Linked DNA regions of Homo sapiens: all the other regions are linked to region 2. A link is a loop called in an ENCODE intact Hi-C map of the cell type or tissue named here. Cell type or tissue: PC-9. All regions are shown on one strand. Each heading gives the region's core, and the rest is flanking DNA. Links, peaks and the distances in the headings are about the cores only.

Region 1 (2,500 bases), core at 1-2,500, 200 kb after region 2:
GTCAATAAGCTATTCTTTGAACTTTTAGTCAATTTTCATTTTTGCAAGTGATCTTTATATTTGCTGGAGTAAAGGATTACTAACTCTCCCTACGTTTTGAAAGAAAGTATAAATTACCTTGAATGTCGGGTGGGGAAGGAACTCCATTTAAGTAATGAAAAAATAAAGCAGAACACTTCAGGAAAGGCATGATTCCAGCTCTGACACTCCTCCACAGATGCCAGCCGGATGGTATTTCTTTCAAGGCACTAAAAAAGAAAAAAAAGATTATTGGGAAATCTACTAAGAAAAGGTCACTGTACTTATAGTGTGAAAACAGACTTGACTGTCATTTGGAACTGATGGCATGTATGCTTAAAAGTTGTGAGTTAACAGGCAAGTGGGTGTGTGTTATTATAGGATGCCAGGTGTAAGTGGTGACACAGCCTCCAATGCTGTTATTAAATTTTTTGAGACGGAGTCTCGCTCTGTCGCCCAGGCTGGAGTGCAGTGGCACAATCTCGGCTCACTGCAAGCTCTGCCTCCTGGGTTCACGCCATTCTCCTGCCTCAGCCTCCTGAGTAGCTGGGACTACAGGTGCCTGCCACCACGCCCGGCTAATTTTTTGTATTTTTAGTAGAGACGGGGTTTCGCTGTGTTAGCCAGGATGGTCTCGATCTCCTGATCTTGTGATCTGCCCGCCTTGGCCTCCCAAAGTGCTGGGATTACAGGTGTGATGTTATTAAAATTTATAAAAGTAACATAGTGACATAAAGAGAAAATGTGGAAAATGAAAAGTTGTCCAGGCTGGACTCAAACTACTGGGCTCCAGCAATCCTCCCACCTCAGCCTCCTGAGCAGCTGGGACTACAGGCACATGCCACTGCACCCAGCTCCTAGGAGCCATATTTTAAATAGATTTATAATATTTTGGAACACATTCATCACTATATCAAACTATTCCCCTGCAAACACTTAGATTGCTTTCAATTATTTGCTAATATAAATAATATCAGAGTGTACATCTTTTTCTTTTTGAGACAGGGTCTCACTCTTTTGTCCAGTCTGGAGTGCAGTGGTGTGATGGCTCACTGCAGCCTTCACCTGCCTGGGTGATCTGACTACCTCAACCTCCTGAGAAGATAGAACCACAGGCACATGCTACCATGCCTGGCTAATTTTTGTATTTTTTGGTAGAGACAGGGTTTCACCATGTTGGCCAGGCTGGTCTCAAATGCCTGGGCTCAAGCAATCTGCCAGCCTCATTCTCCCAAAGTGCTGGGATTATAGGGGTGAGACACCGTGCCTGGCTGGAGTGTCCATCTTTATATGCCTATATGTTTTTTTTCTATATGTTGAATTATTTTGTTAATGTAGGTTCTCAGAAATGGGATAGTCAAAAAACAGACATTTTTATAGGTTCCTGACTACAGATTCTTGACATATATACTGTTGAAAGCTAAGCAAACTACTGAATTGCTATTTGTAGCAAATCATGACTCTAACCATACATGGAATTCTAATAATTTCATTTTATTCCTGCTACTACTGAATATTACCTTAAAAATAAATTATGCCAATTTAACTTGCAGTTTTAAATTCCCATTCTGAATGAGACAACATAAGTTTTAGAGTATCAACTTTCCAAAGTACATTTGATCTATCCTCTAGTCTCTGCCAGATCCCTGAGCAAATGAAGGGTTCCACAGCCAAATAAATGTGGGAAGCTCTGCATATTATCACCTTTCTCCCAGATTTCCAATTATGTTAGTATATGAATAGTTCAGAAAGGCTCTGCAGATCACTCCACGTCTTATTTTAAAAACATGTCAACAGACAACAAATTCCCCTAATTAACAAACGAATTCCTTTCTCATGCTATCATCATCTAGCAATATTTAGGGAAATGCGTTATGTAAAGATAACTAACTCACCTTCCCGTATACTGGTGAAGTGTTTTATACAAAGCAAGAACTGCTGATTCTTCTTCACAAGGGGGATTTTCTTGATCCATGCCATTCTCTTCTGAAAGATAAGGAAATACTAGTACTCTGTATTTTCCAATTAAGTGTTATCAAAAGGACTGAAGACATTAAGCATGCAAATATATTCATAAACTCACATATAACATGAAGTATTCCTAGAAAACATGCAAAATTGTAATCCCTCAAGTGGGAGCACAGTATTGATCTCAATCAAACCAAACAGCCAGCTGGCATGTTTTAAGTAAAATCAAATAAATATAGTCTTAAAGTGTATGAAAAACAAGAATTTTGAATGCAAAACGTAATTTAATGATGAATTCATGTGGGCATTAACAAACATGTAAGTTAAAACAAAATTGGCATTCTAAAACATAAGATTCTAAAAGATTTAATTACTATTCTACACAAATATTACTGAATGTATGAAATTAAAACTAGAAACATTCACATTACTAGGAAATTTTAAGAGGAGAAAGAAATGTTTCAAAACTTTTCATATGAAGATACACAGAAAAAAACAGCCTTATTCATGTGTT
Region 2 (8,313 bases), core at 2,466-4,965:
CCTCTTTTTCAGGAGATTTTCTGGAACCAAAGGGATTTTTCTTTGCCTGATGCAGAAAATTGAGATCAGAGATAACATTTAGAAAAGAACACTTGGCCGGGCTCGGTGGCTCAAGCCTGTAATCCCAGCACTCTGGGAGGCCGAGGTGGGTGGATTACCTGAGGTCAGGAGTTCGAGACCAGCCTGACCAACATGGTGAAACCCCCGTTTCTACTAAAAATAAAAAATCAGCTGGGCGTGGTGGCGCACGCCTGTAATCCCAGCTACTCGGGAGACTGAGGCAGGAGAATCGCTTGAACCCGGGAGGCGGAGGTTGCACCGAGCCGAGATCCCGACACTGCGCTCCAGCCTGGGGGACAGAGCAAGACTCCGTCTCAAAACAAAAACAACAACAAAAAAGAAAACGAACATTCAATGGATTTCCAAACCAATTCAATATCCTGGGCTTTAGGGAACATTACTGTTTTCAAGTATCTGAAGAAAGATTCCCCTGAAACCTGCGGTTTCTGACTCCAGGCCTCATAAATCCATCCCTAATAGTCACTCATCCCCAAAGCCTCGGAAAATAATGAATCCTTTAGCCTCTGGGTTCGTATAAGTTAACAGGGTTTTCACGGCCACAGTTCTTCATAGGCACTAGCAGCGACGAATCTATGGGGTTGGGGCGGGGGCAGGCCTATCTGCAGAGTTAACACTTGTCGGGCTGGGTGAATTCAACTGTGGCACTCCAGCCCGCTGCCTGAAGTCAATCCTCGCCTCTCCAGATAACCCGAACTTGACCGCGGTCCCCTCCCTCCTCCGCCACAGCGCTACTCCTCCTCACCCCCACCCTTTGTAAACTGTGGCCTTTTCTATTCCTAGAGCCCACAGGAATCCGCCACCAAGGCATAAACACCGTGGATGGCACCGGATACTCAAGACCCCACTCCAGATATTCAAAGCCCCAAACACTCACTCTTGCTCCGCCATCTTTCTAGTGGTGCAGCTACTGATCATGCGCAACCCCACCACATGGGGAAGACAGCACACGCTCTGTTTACTTGACCATAGAGACGTCTGTTCTAGCTCACGCTGGAGGACCAGTCAGCGTTCACTTAGCCGCAGTGAGCCCTTGAGGTCCCGCTAACCCCGATTCCTGCCAAAAGTTGCACCGCTTCTTAGGGTTTTTAGAGCCTGTGTTATTTTCAAAACCCAGCCCTTTTCTTGTAAGTTACAGTTTCATCACAAGCGGCCTGGCTGTGGACAGCAAAGTGCTTCCCACAATGCACCTATGGCGTCCGCTCCTAGCTACGGCGCCGCACTTCCGGCGCGGCTGTGCTGCGTCTCTGGGGAGGAAGACAGGCAAACTCCGCGAAACATTTTCGCTCTGTGGAAAAACTTGGAGGCTATGGCTTTGGCTCTCACGTGTAGGTGGAAGTGTTTGTTGAGGACTTAGAGTGGTAAAGCAGGTAGCTGCAATTCCGTCTGCTTGGCCCCGTCGATGCGTCCTTGAACACGTTATTTAACCCCTCTATACTGCGGCTTCATTACCCATAAAATGGGTGTACAGTAATAATAGGTCTACCTAATGGCGTTACGAGGATTACAGGAGATTAGATAAAGCGTTTAGCAGTGTCTGTCAGCACTATGTTTGTTACTATTACTGCTGGACCGAAAACTACAACATGCTTCCTTCCCGTCTAAAACCGTTACACAGGCCGGGCGCGGTGGCTCACGCCTGTAATCCCAGCACTTTGGGAGGGAGGCCGAGACGGGAGGATCACCTGAGGTCAGGAGTTCGAGATCAGCCTGGCCAACACGGCGAAACCCCGTCTTGGGCGGAGGTTACAGTGAGCCGAGATCGCGCCACTGCCCACCAGCCTGGGCGACAGAGCAAGACTCCGTCTCAAAAAAACAAAAAGAAAAGAAAAGAAAAAAAAAGAATAAAAATAAAACCCTTATGCAGCTCTCATCGCCCGGAATTTGCGTTCTTCCCTCCCAGTCTATATAGAATCCTGAAAAACAGTAGGTCGGGCCGGTGGCTTTCACCTGTAATCCCAGCACTTTGGGAGGCCAAGGCAGGTGGATCACTTGAGGTCAGGAGTTGGAGACCAGCATGGCTAAGATGGTGAAACCCCGTCTCTACTAAAAATACAAAAAATTAGCTGGGCGTGGTGGCTCGCGCCTGAAGTCCCAGAAGGCGGAGGCTGCGTGAGCCGAGTTTGTGCCACTTGCACTCCAGCCTGGGCGACAGAGCGAGACAGTCTCAAAAAAAACAAGAAATAAATTTTTTTTAAAATTAAAAATCCTGAAAAACAACACAAGTCTTATCATCTCTGGAAACCTCCAGAGCAGCGCTTCTCAAGCATTAATAGTGAATAGGAGTCACCTGAAGATTTTACTAAAATACAGATTTTTATTCAGGAGGCCGGGTGGGGAGCTGATATTCTGCTTTTTTTTTTTTTTTTTTTTTGAGATGGCGTCTCGCTCTGTCGCCCAGGCTGGAGTGCAGTGGCGCGATCTTGGCTCACTGCAAGCTCCGCCTCCCGGGTTCACGCCATTCTCCTGCCTCAGCCTCCCGAGTAGCTGGGACTACAGGCGCCCGCCACCACGCCTGGCTAATTTTTTGAATTTTTAGTAGAGATTTCACCTTGTTAGCCAGGATGGTCTCGATCTCCTGACCTCGTGATCCGCCCGCCTCGGCCTCCCAAAGTGCTGGGATTACAGGCGTGAGCCACCGCACCTGGCCAATATTCTGCATTTTTAACAGGCTTCAGAGTGACGCTGGTGCTACTGGTCTATGGGCTGACTAGTAAGACTCTAGAGTAGTGTCTGATTTCCCTCAGGACATTATTATATTTTTAATATTTCTTCCACATGATACTAGGGGGGGCAGGAACCATGACTGCTTACTCATCACTGATCCTAAGGATCTAGCACCAATTTCTCGATTTTGGCACTATTGATACTGATACTGGTGGCAGCTAAAGGCCTCGTGTTGCCATGTAACTAGTCCAACCGGAAAGAGTGCCATGGGCACAGGTCACTTTCTGATGAGTAAGTGTCAGGACAACCCAGCATTCAAGGTCACACACTGAAAGAGGGAGGCTCATTCTCTTTCAGCACCTCACCATGTGTCTTTGTAAAGAGGCTAAACACAAGGGTCACCAAAGTGTAAGACATTCACTAAATAGTAAACAAAAAAGCAAAAAGTTAAATGTTTTGTGATTTTTCCTGTCTATGGATAAAAGGTAGAGTCTGTGGTACCAATAATATTAAAAGGAGGAGGAATTTTAGGGTTAACAATACTTCAGCCAGGCGGCGATGGCTCACGCCTGTAATCCCAGCACTTTGGGAGGCCGAGGCAGGCAGATCACTTGAGCTCAGGAGTTCAAGACCATCCTCAGCAACATGGCAAAACCCTGTCTCTACCAAAAATACAAAAATTAGCCGGGCATGGTGGCACATGTCTGTAGTCAGCTACTTGGGAGGCTGAGGCACGAGAATTGCTTGAACCTGGGAGGCGGAGGTTGCAGTGAGCCGAGATTATGCCACTGCACTCCAGCCTGGGCAACAGAGCAAGAATCTGTGTCAAAACAACCCCCAAAAAACCAGTACTCCAAGACTGAATGGGATTGAGGCCAGGATTCAGGAATGGCTTTCTACTGCCAGCAGATGGTGCTAGGAGAATACTTATTCTCAGTGCCAATCCCCTTACTCCACCAGACTGACAAAGGGAAAAAGAAAGGAGCCCCACCTCTTAAACAATTATTCACTAACTGAATATGTGTTTATTGAGCATTGAGCATGTGTCCTAGATTTTTTTTCAAAGTGAGGTTACTGAGGTCAGGTGTGGTGGCTCATGCCTGTAATCCCAGCACTTTGGGAGGCTGAGGCAGGCAGATCGCCCGAGGCCAGAAGTTCAAAACCAGCCTGGCCATCATGGTGAAACCCCATCTCTACTAAAAATACAAAAATTAGCTGGGTGTGGTGGCGCATACCTGTAATCCTAGCTACTTGGGAGGTTGAGGCACGAGAATCGGTGCACTCCAGCCTGGGCGACAGAGTGAGACCTTGTCTCCCCCCACCAAAAAAAAAAAAAAAATTCCAGTCCTCTTGTGAACTTATTTCCTCTTCATCATGTACATTTGGGCAGCTGTTGGGAGGATATCAAATCCAAACGCTTGCCCTCCAATACTTAAACTGAAGGAGTCTTTGGAAGATCTTTTCAATTCTTTTCATCACCCCATTGGGAGTGGGTATGAGATGCTAAATTTCTCTGTGATTTTGAATTTTAAGCAGAGTGATGATGGAACAAAGCACCAGATTTGAGACAAGACTTTTTTTTTTTTCGTTTTTATTTTTATTTTTTTTTTGAGACAAAGTCTTGCTCTGTCGTCCAGGCTGGAGTGCAGTGGTGCAATCTTGGCTCACTGCAACCTCTGCTTCCCAGGTTCAAGCAATTCTCGCGCCTCAGCCTCCCGAGTAGCTAGGATTACAGGCGTGTGCCACCACGCCCGGCTAATTTTTGTATTTTTAGTAGAGATGGGTTTCACCATGTTGGCCAGGCTGCTCTCGAACTCTTGACCTCAAGTGATCTGCCCACCTCGACCTCCCAAAGTGCTGGGATTACAGGTATGAGCCACCGCACCCAGTCAGGGGCAAAACTTTTAACGATTTCCACCTAAGAAAACCTCCTAGAGTTTCTTTGTCTCTGTCCTTCTCAAGCCTCATGGGTTCTTCAATTTTTTAATTCTTATCTTCCTTACAAAATCCCTTTATGTTGGTTAACTAGAATAATTTTCTGTTGTTTACAACCAAATAATCCTGACTGTAACAGTCCCAAACATATGGAATACAGACTAGGGTGTAAAAAAATGGTCCCAGATTGTTTTGGTTTTTTGTGTTTTTTTTTTGAGATGGAGTCTCGCTTTGTCGCCAGGCTGTAGTGCAGTAGCACTATCTCGGCCTACTGCAACCTCTGCCTCCCAGGTTCAAGCAATTCTCCTGACTCAGCCCCCCAAGTAGCTGGGACTACAGGCGCACACCACCATGCCTGCCTAATTTTTGTATTTTTAGTAGAGATGGGGTTTCACCATATTGGCCAGGATGGTCTCAATCTTTTGACCTCGTGATCTGCCTGCCTTGGCCTCCCAAAGTGCTGGGATTACAGGCATGAGCCACCGTGCCCAGTCCCCAGATTGTTTTTCTTTTCTTTTTTCTTTTTTTTTTAGACAGAGTCTCGCTCTGTCGCCCAGGCTGGAGTGCAGTGGCACGATCTCGGCTCACTGCAACCTCCACCTCCTGGGTTCAAGCAATTCTCCTGCCTTAGCCTCCTGAGTAGCTGGGATTACAGGTGCCCGCCACCACGCCTGGGTAATTTTTGTATTTTTAGTAGAGATGGGGTTTCACCATGTTGGCCAGGCTGGTCTCGAAGTCCTGACCTCAGGTGTTCACCTGCCTCGGCCTCCCAAAGTGCTGGGATTACAGGCATGAGCCACCGCGCCCGGCCAGTTATAGGTATATTTGTATGTAACAATTTTGGAAGCATATATGAAAAAGTGCTGACGGTGGTCTTTTTGGGAAATAGTAGTAGAGTCTGGAATCGGAGGAAAACTTCCATTTTATGATACGCCCTTTGTTTACCACATACGTATTAGTTTAAGAAAAAGCTCTGAGCCAGGTTGGTGGCTCACGTCTGTAATCCCAGCACTTTGGGAGGCCCAGTTGGGCGGATCACTTGAGCTCACAAGTTTGAGACCTGCCTGGGCAACATGGTGAAACCACATCTCTTCAAAAAATATAAAAATTAGGCTGGGTGCGGTGGCTCACACCTGTAATCACAGCACTTTGGGAGGCCAAGGCAGGCGGATCACTTGAGACCGGGAATTTGAGACCAGCCTGGGCAACATGACGAAACCCTGTTTCTACTAAAAATACAAAAAATTAGCCGGGCATGGTGGTGCACACCTGTAGTCTCAACTACTTGAGAGACTGAGGTGGAAGGATCATTTTAGCCTGGAGGGTCAAGGCTGTAGTGAGCCCAGATCTTGCCACTGCACTCCAGCCTGGGCAACTGGAGTGAAACCCTGTCTCAATAGATAGATAGGTAGATAAATAGACAGATAGACAGACAGACAGACATGGCTGGGCAAGGTGGCTCACACCTGTAATGCCAGCACTTTGGGAGGCCAAGGCAGGTGGATGACTCGAGGTCAGGAATTCGAGATGAGCCTGGCCAACATGGTGAAACCTCATTATCTGCTAAAAAAAAATACAAAAATTATTTGGGTGTGGTGGTGGGTGCCTGTAATCCCAGCTACTCAGGAGGCTGAGGCAGGAGAATTGCTTGAACCTGGGAGATGGAGGTTGCGGTGAGCCCAGATTGCGCCACTGTGCTTCAGCCTGGGTGACAGAGCGAGACTCCATCTCAGAAAAAAAAAAAAAAAATCTTGGCAGGGCATGGTGGCTCACGCCTATAATCCCAGCACTTTGGGAGGCCGAGGAGGGTGGATCATGAGGTCAGGAGATCGAGACCATCCTGGCTAACACAGTGAAACCCAATCTCTACTAAAAATACAAAAAAATTAGCCAGGCATGGTGGCATGCACCTGTAGTCCCAGCTACTTGGGAGGCTGAGGCAGGAGAATCGCTTGAATCTGGGAGGTGGAGGTTGCAGTCAGCCAAGATTGCACCACTGCACTCCAGCCTGGGCGACAGAGTGAGACTTTGTCTCAAGAAAGAAAAAAAAGGCCGGGTACAGTGGCTCATGCCTGTAATCCCAGCACTTTGGAAGGCCGAGGTGGGCAGATCACAAGGTCAGGAGTTCGAGACCAGCCTGGCCAACATGGTGAAACCGTTTCTACTAAAAATACAAAAGTTAGCTGGGCATGGTGGCACGTGCCTGTAATCCCAGCTACTTGGGAGGCTGAGGCAGGAGAATCGCTTGAACCTGGGGAGGTGGAGGTTGCAGTGAGCTGAGATCACGCCATTGCACTCCAGCCTGGGCAACAGAGTCAAACTCCGTCTCAGAAAAAAAAAAAAGAAAGAAAAAGGAAAAACATCTATATCTATATATAAATTAGATGGGCATGGTGGTGTGTGCCTGTAGTCGTGCTACTTGGGAGGCTGTGATGGGAGGATGGGTTGAGGCTGGGAGGTGGAGGTTACAGTGAACAGAGATCACGCCACTGCACTCCAGCCTGGGTGACAGAGCCAGACCTTGTTTCAGAAAAAAAATAAAAAAAGAAATAAAAAGGAAAAAAAAAAAAAGAAAGCTCTGTAAGTAATTGGATTTTTGTGGTTCTCTCTGAATTGGTTCCAGAATCCCTTTCCTAACACGTCCGTGCATAATTTATTTCAGTATTCTCTGCACTTCTGGATTATTTGGAATCCTACTCTTACTTAAGGCAAAGCTGCCACACCTAACACACCCTAAGAGGAACTCTATCTGCAATTTCCCATCTGCTCCATCCTCTTTCTTGGATTAAGACACTTTTTGCAGTCAGCTTCATTTTGCTTCAAGCTTTGCTTGTAAGTGACAAGGGGTTATCAGGAAGCAAGTAGGAAAGAGATTAGTCTGAGAGCAGTGGATGAACCTGGAGTTGAGGCAGACAATGTGAACAACAGCTTTTGATCCTAATGAAAAACAAACATAAGGTAGCAAAAGTGGGAAGGAAAGGGAGAGAACAGGTGAGGGGCAGCAGCCTTTTGAGGCTTGAGGATAGACAAGAAAGCTGGGGTAGGAAGGTGAAAGTATGTAGCAGGTAAGACTAAAAGCAAAACAGAAAAACCCAAACTTCTGAATTATTTAGGGATAATGGAACATGGCTCGTTTTACTTTTTTTTTTTTTTTTTTTGAGATGGAGTTTTGCTCTTGTTGCCCAGGTTGGAGTGCAATGGTGTGATATTGGCTTACCACAACCTCCGCCTCTGCAGTTCAAGCGATTCTCTTGCCTCAGCCTCCCAAGTAGCTGGGATTACAGGCATGCACCACCACGCCTGGCTAATTTTGTATTTTTAGTAGAGATGGGGTTTCTCCATGTTGGTCAGGCTGGTCTTGAACTCCCAACCTTAGGTGATCCACCTGCCTCGGCCTCCCAAAGTGCTGGGATTACATGTGTGAGCCACTGCGCCTGGTCTCTTTTTTCTTTTTCTTTTTTCATGTTTGAGATGGAGTCTCGCTCTGTCAGCCAGGCTGGAGTGCAGTGGCACAATTTTGGCTCACTACAACCTCCACCTCCCAGGTTCAAGTGGTTCTCCTGCCTTAGCCTCCTGAGTAGCTGGGACTACAGGCATGTGCCATCATGCCTAGATAATTTTTTGTATTTTTAG
Region 3 (2,500 bases), core at 1-2,500, 710 kb after region 2:
CCTGTAATCCCAGCACTTTGGGAGGACGAGATGGGTGGATCACAAGGTCAGGAGATCAAGACCATCCTGGCTAACATGGTGAAACCCCGTCTCTACTAAAAATACAAAAAAAAAAAAAAAAAAAAGTTAGCCAGGCTTGGCGGCGTAGTCCCAGCTACTCAGGAGGCTGAGGCAGGAGGATGACGTGAACCCAGGAGGCGGAGCTTGCAGTGAGCCGAGATCGCACCACTGCACTCCAGCCTGGGCGACAGAGCGAGACTGTCTCAAAAAAAAAGAAAGAAAGAAAGAAAGAATTCTCAAAAAGCTAAAATTGGATGAAACTATGCTTGTTGAATAGGTGCACAAGTCCTGTGGGGTGGGTATTATTATTGCCATGTGAGACAAAAGGGGCTTGGGGCAGAAAATTTAAATCACCTGCTCAGGTTCACGAGCACTTTAGTGGTGGTACCAAAGTTTTCCCACCTCATCATCATGCTTTTCTCCTAAGCCTTCACACCCTGCAGAAGGGCTGGATAGAGCCAGGGGGACCCCACGAGCCCCTCACTCCAGCGCCATCTCCCTCAGTCCTCCCCTTGTGGCCCTCTGCCCAACAATTCCATTGACAGAGAGCTTGCTCCCTTTGAGGGAGGAGGGCCCCCACCCCTTGTCTCCAGCCCAGGGTGGGAATGGAATCCCCTGAGACAGGGATGCCAAGGCAAGGAGGACTGAGATCAACACCAAGGCCCCAAGGAAGCAGTATGCACAAGGTATGCGTTAGGGCACAGAGGGCCAGAGTACAGGTCACACAGCATACACAGGGAGGATTCCTGCCTTCCCTGGCTGCTCTGCCTGCAGGAATCCCTCCTGGGACAGAAGCCAGATCAGAGGAAGAGGCTCCACCTGGCGGAATGGGGCCGAGGGGAGGGAGGATGGGGCAGCTGCAGAGAGGTAGGAAGACAAACCAGGAAGAGACAGGAGGGGCAGTGATCCAGGCCAGACTAATCCCCCCCTAAGGCTGCCTGCTTGCCCCTCTACTCCACAGAAACACAGAAGGACCCTGAGCACAGGTTCAGTTGCCTCCTGGGCCTATCTCACTCAAAACAAGGTGGTACCTTGGCCGGTTTCTTTAAAGGGTTTCTAAGGGCGTCCATGGAGGCTGCATTACCAAGGTGAACCTCAAGAGGGAGCCCATTCTCCAGGGTAGGGGAGGAGGCGTTTGTTGTGGGAGTGAAGACGCCTCATGGGGATCCTGCCCCTCACCCTACACAGGCTATAGGATCTGGAAGGGAAGGGACGGTTCCTGTTAATATCTTTGCATCTTAAGGACACAGCCCACAGGGTCTGTTGGGTGACTGACTGATTGAATGAGCAAGACTTCTAGTTATACATAGACTGAAAACTTCCACTTATCTCTGCTTCTTTTCAAAATCCCACTAAAATATGAATAAATGCATGTTTTAAAGACAAAAGGAGGCCGGGCGCAGTGGCTAACGCCTGTAATCCCAGCGCTTTGTGAGGCCGAGGCGGGCGGATCACCTGAGGTCGGGAGTTCAAGACCAGCCTGTCCAACATGGAGAAACCCCGTCTCTACTAAAAATACAAAAATTAGCCGGGCATGGTGGTACATTCCTGTAATCCCAGCTACCCGGGAGGCTGAGGCAGGAGAATCGCTTGAACCTGGGAGGAGGAGGTTATGGTGAGCCAAGATTGCACCATTGCACTCCAGCCTGGGCAACAAGAGCAAAACTCCGTCTCAAAAAAGGAAAAAGGGGCTGGGCACAGTGGCTCACGCCTGTAATCCCAGCACTTTGGGAGGCCGAGGCAGGTGGATCACCTGAGGTCAGGAGTTCAAGACCAGCCTGACCAACATGGAGAAACCCCGTCTCTACTAAAAATACAAAATTAGCAGGGCATGGCGGCCCATGCCTGTAATCCCAGCTACTCGGGAGGCTGAGGCAGGAGAATCGCTTGAACCCGGGAGGTGGAAGTTGTGGTGAGCTGAGATCCCGCCATTGGACTCCAGACTGGGCAACAAGAGTGAAACTCTTATCTCAAAAAAAGAAAAAAGAAAAGAAAGAAAGAAAAGAAAAGAGGAAAAAAGACAGCAGATACAGGGGTTCTAATAAAATTTTGGAAAACAAGACAGATGGACAAGTGGTAACTGTCTTTCTTATGAGAGTGGAGAAAGTCGAAACCTAAATGCTTTCAAAGAGGAGGAGCCTGCGGAGCTCGGGACAAACCTATTCCTGCTGCAGGAATAGGGAGGCAGAGATACCAGGTGCCCCTGAAGGCTGGGATGCAGCACAGGTGGAGCAGAAAATAGGGCTGGCCAAAGTTTGCATAAGGAACACTTAGCTTCTCCGATGCCCTCCGCAAGGCAGCAGAACAGGCATCTCCCGGCATCAGTCCCCTCCTGACCCTGATTGAAGGTTCTTCTGGAGATTTGGGCCAGAGAGCCGCTAGTCTCTAGGCACAGCCTCAGGAAGAGACATGTGCCATTCTATAAATGGAGCGTTAAAAG

The links. Hi-C counts contacts between places; a loop is a spot of excess contacts. Peaks named below come from ENCODE experiments on the same cell type or tissue, not always from the same donor. Only the 100,000 strongest peaks of a DNase experiment are listed, where the experiment ranks them.
Region 1: a loop joins it to region 2, with 4 times the contacts of the local background. A loop is called at or near these places in 96 of 110 quality-filtered maps.
Region 3: it touches region 2 in a loop (17-fold over the local background); 2 of 110 quality-filtered maps call a loop at or near these places.

What each region holds. Positions count from the first base shown.
Region 1 is chr6:42,676,287-42,678,786 of GRCh38, reverse strand. UBR2 (ubiquitin protein ligase E3 component n-recognin 2) reads right to left here. Exons shown (of 47, transcript NM_001363705.2): 40 at 1,914-2,004; 41 at 118-248. Among named protein-coding and RNA genes, the nearest start is that of PRPH2, 45 kb to the left of the region's middle. In PC-9, for the core only: no CTCF peak of the experiment used is centred there; no DNase peak of the experiment used is centred there.
Region 2 is chr6:42,872,594-42,880,906 of GRCh38, reverse strand. It overlaps RPL7L1 (ribosomal protein L7 like 1), which reads right to left and starts at 1,291. Exons shown (of 6, transcript NM_001366481.3): 1 at 956-1,291; 2 at 1-46. The coding sequence starts at 996. RefSeq lists enhancers at 1,030-1,089, 365-1,321, 1,110-1,579, 1,322-2,279. In PC-9, for the core only: CTCF peaks have their summits at 3,451 and 3,650 (motif pointing right); a DNase peak (open chromatin) is centred at 3,716.
Region 3 is chr6:42,165,291-42,167,790 of GRCh38, reverse strand. All of the region lies in intron 1 of GUCA1ANB-GUCA1A (GUCA1ANB-GUCA1A readthrough), which reads right to left. Among named protein-coding and RNA genes, the nearest start is that of GUCA1A, 6.8 kb to the left of the region's middle. RefSeq lists an enhancer at 1,085-2,052. In PC-9, for the core only: CTCF peaks have their summits at 944 and 1,150 (motif pointing right); DNase peaks (open chromatin) are centred at 850 and 1,160.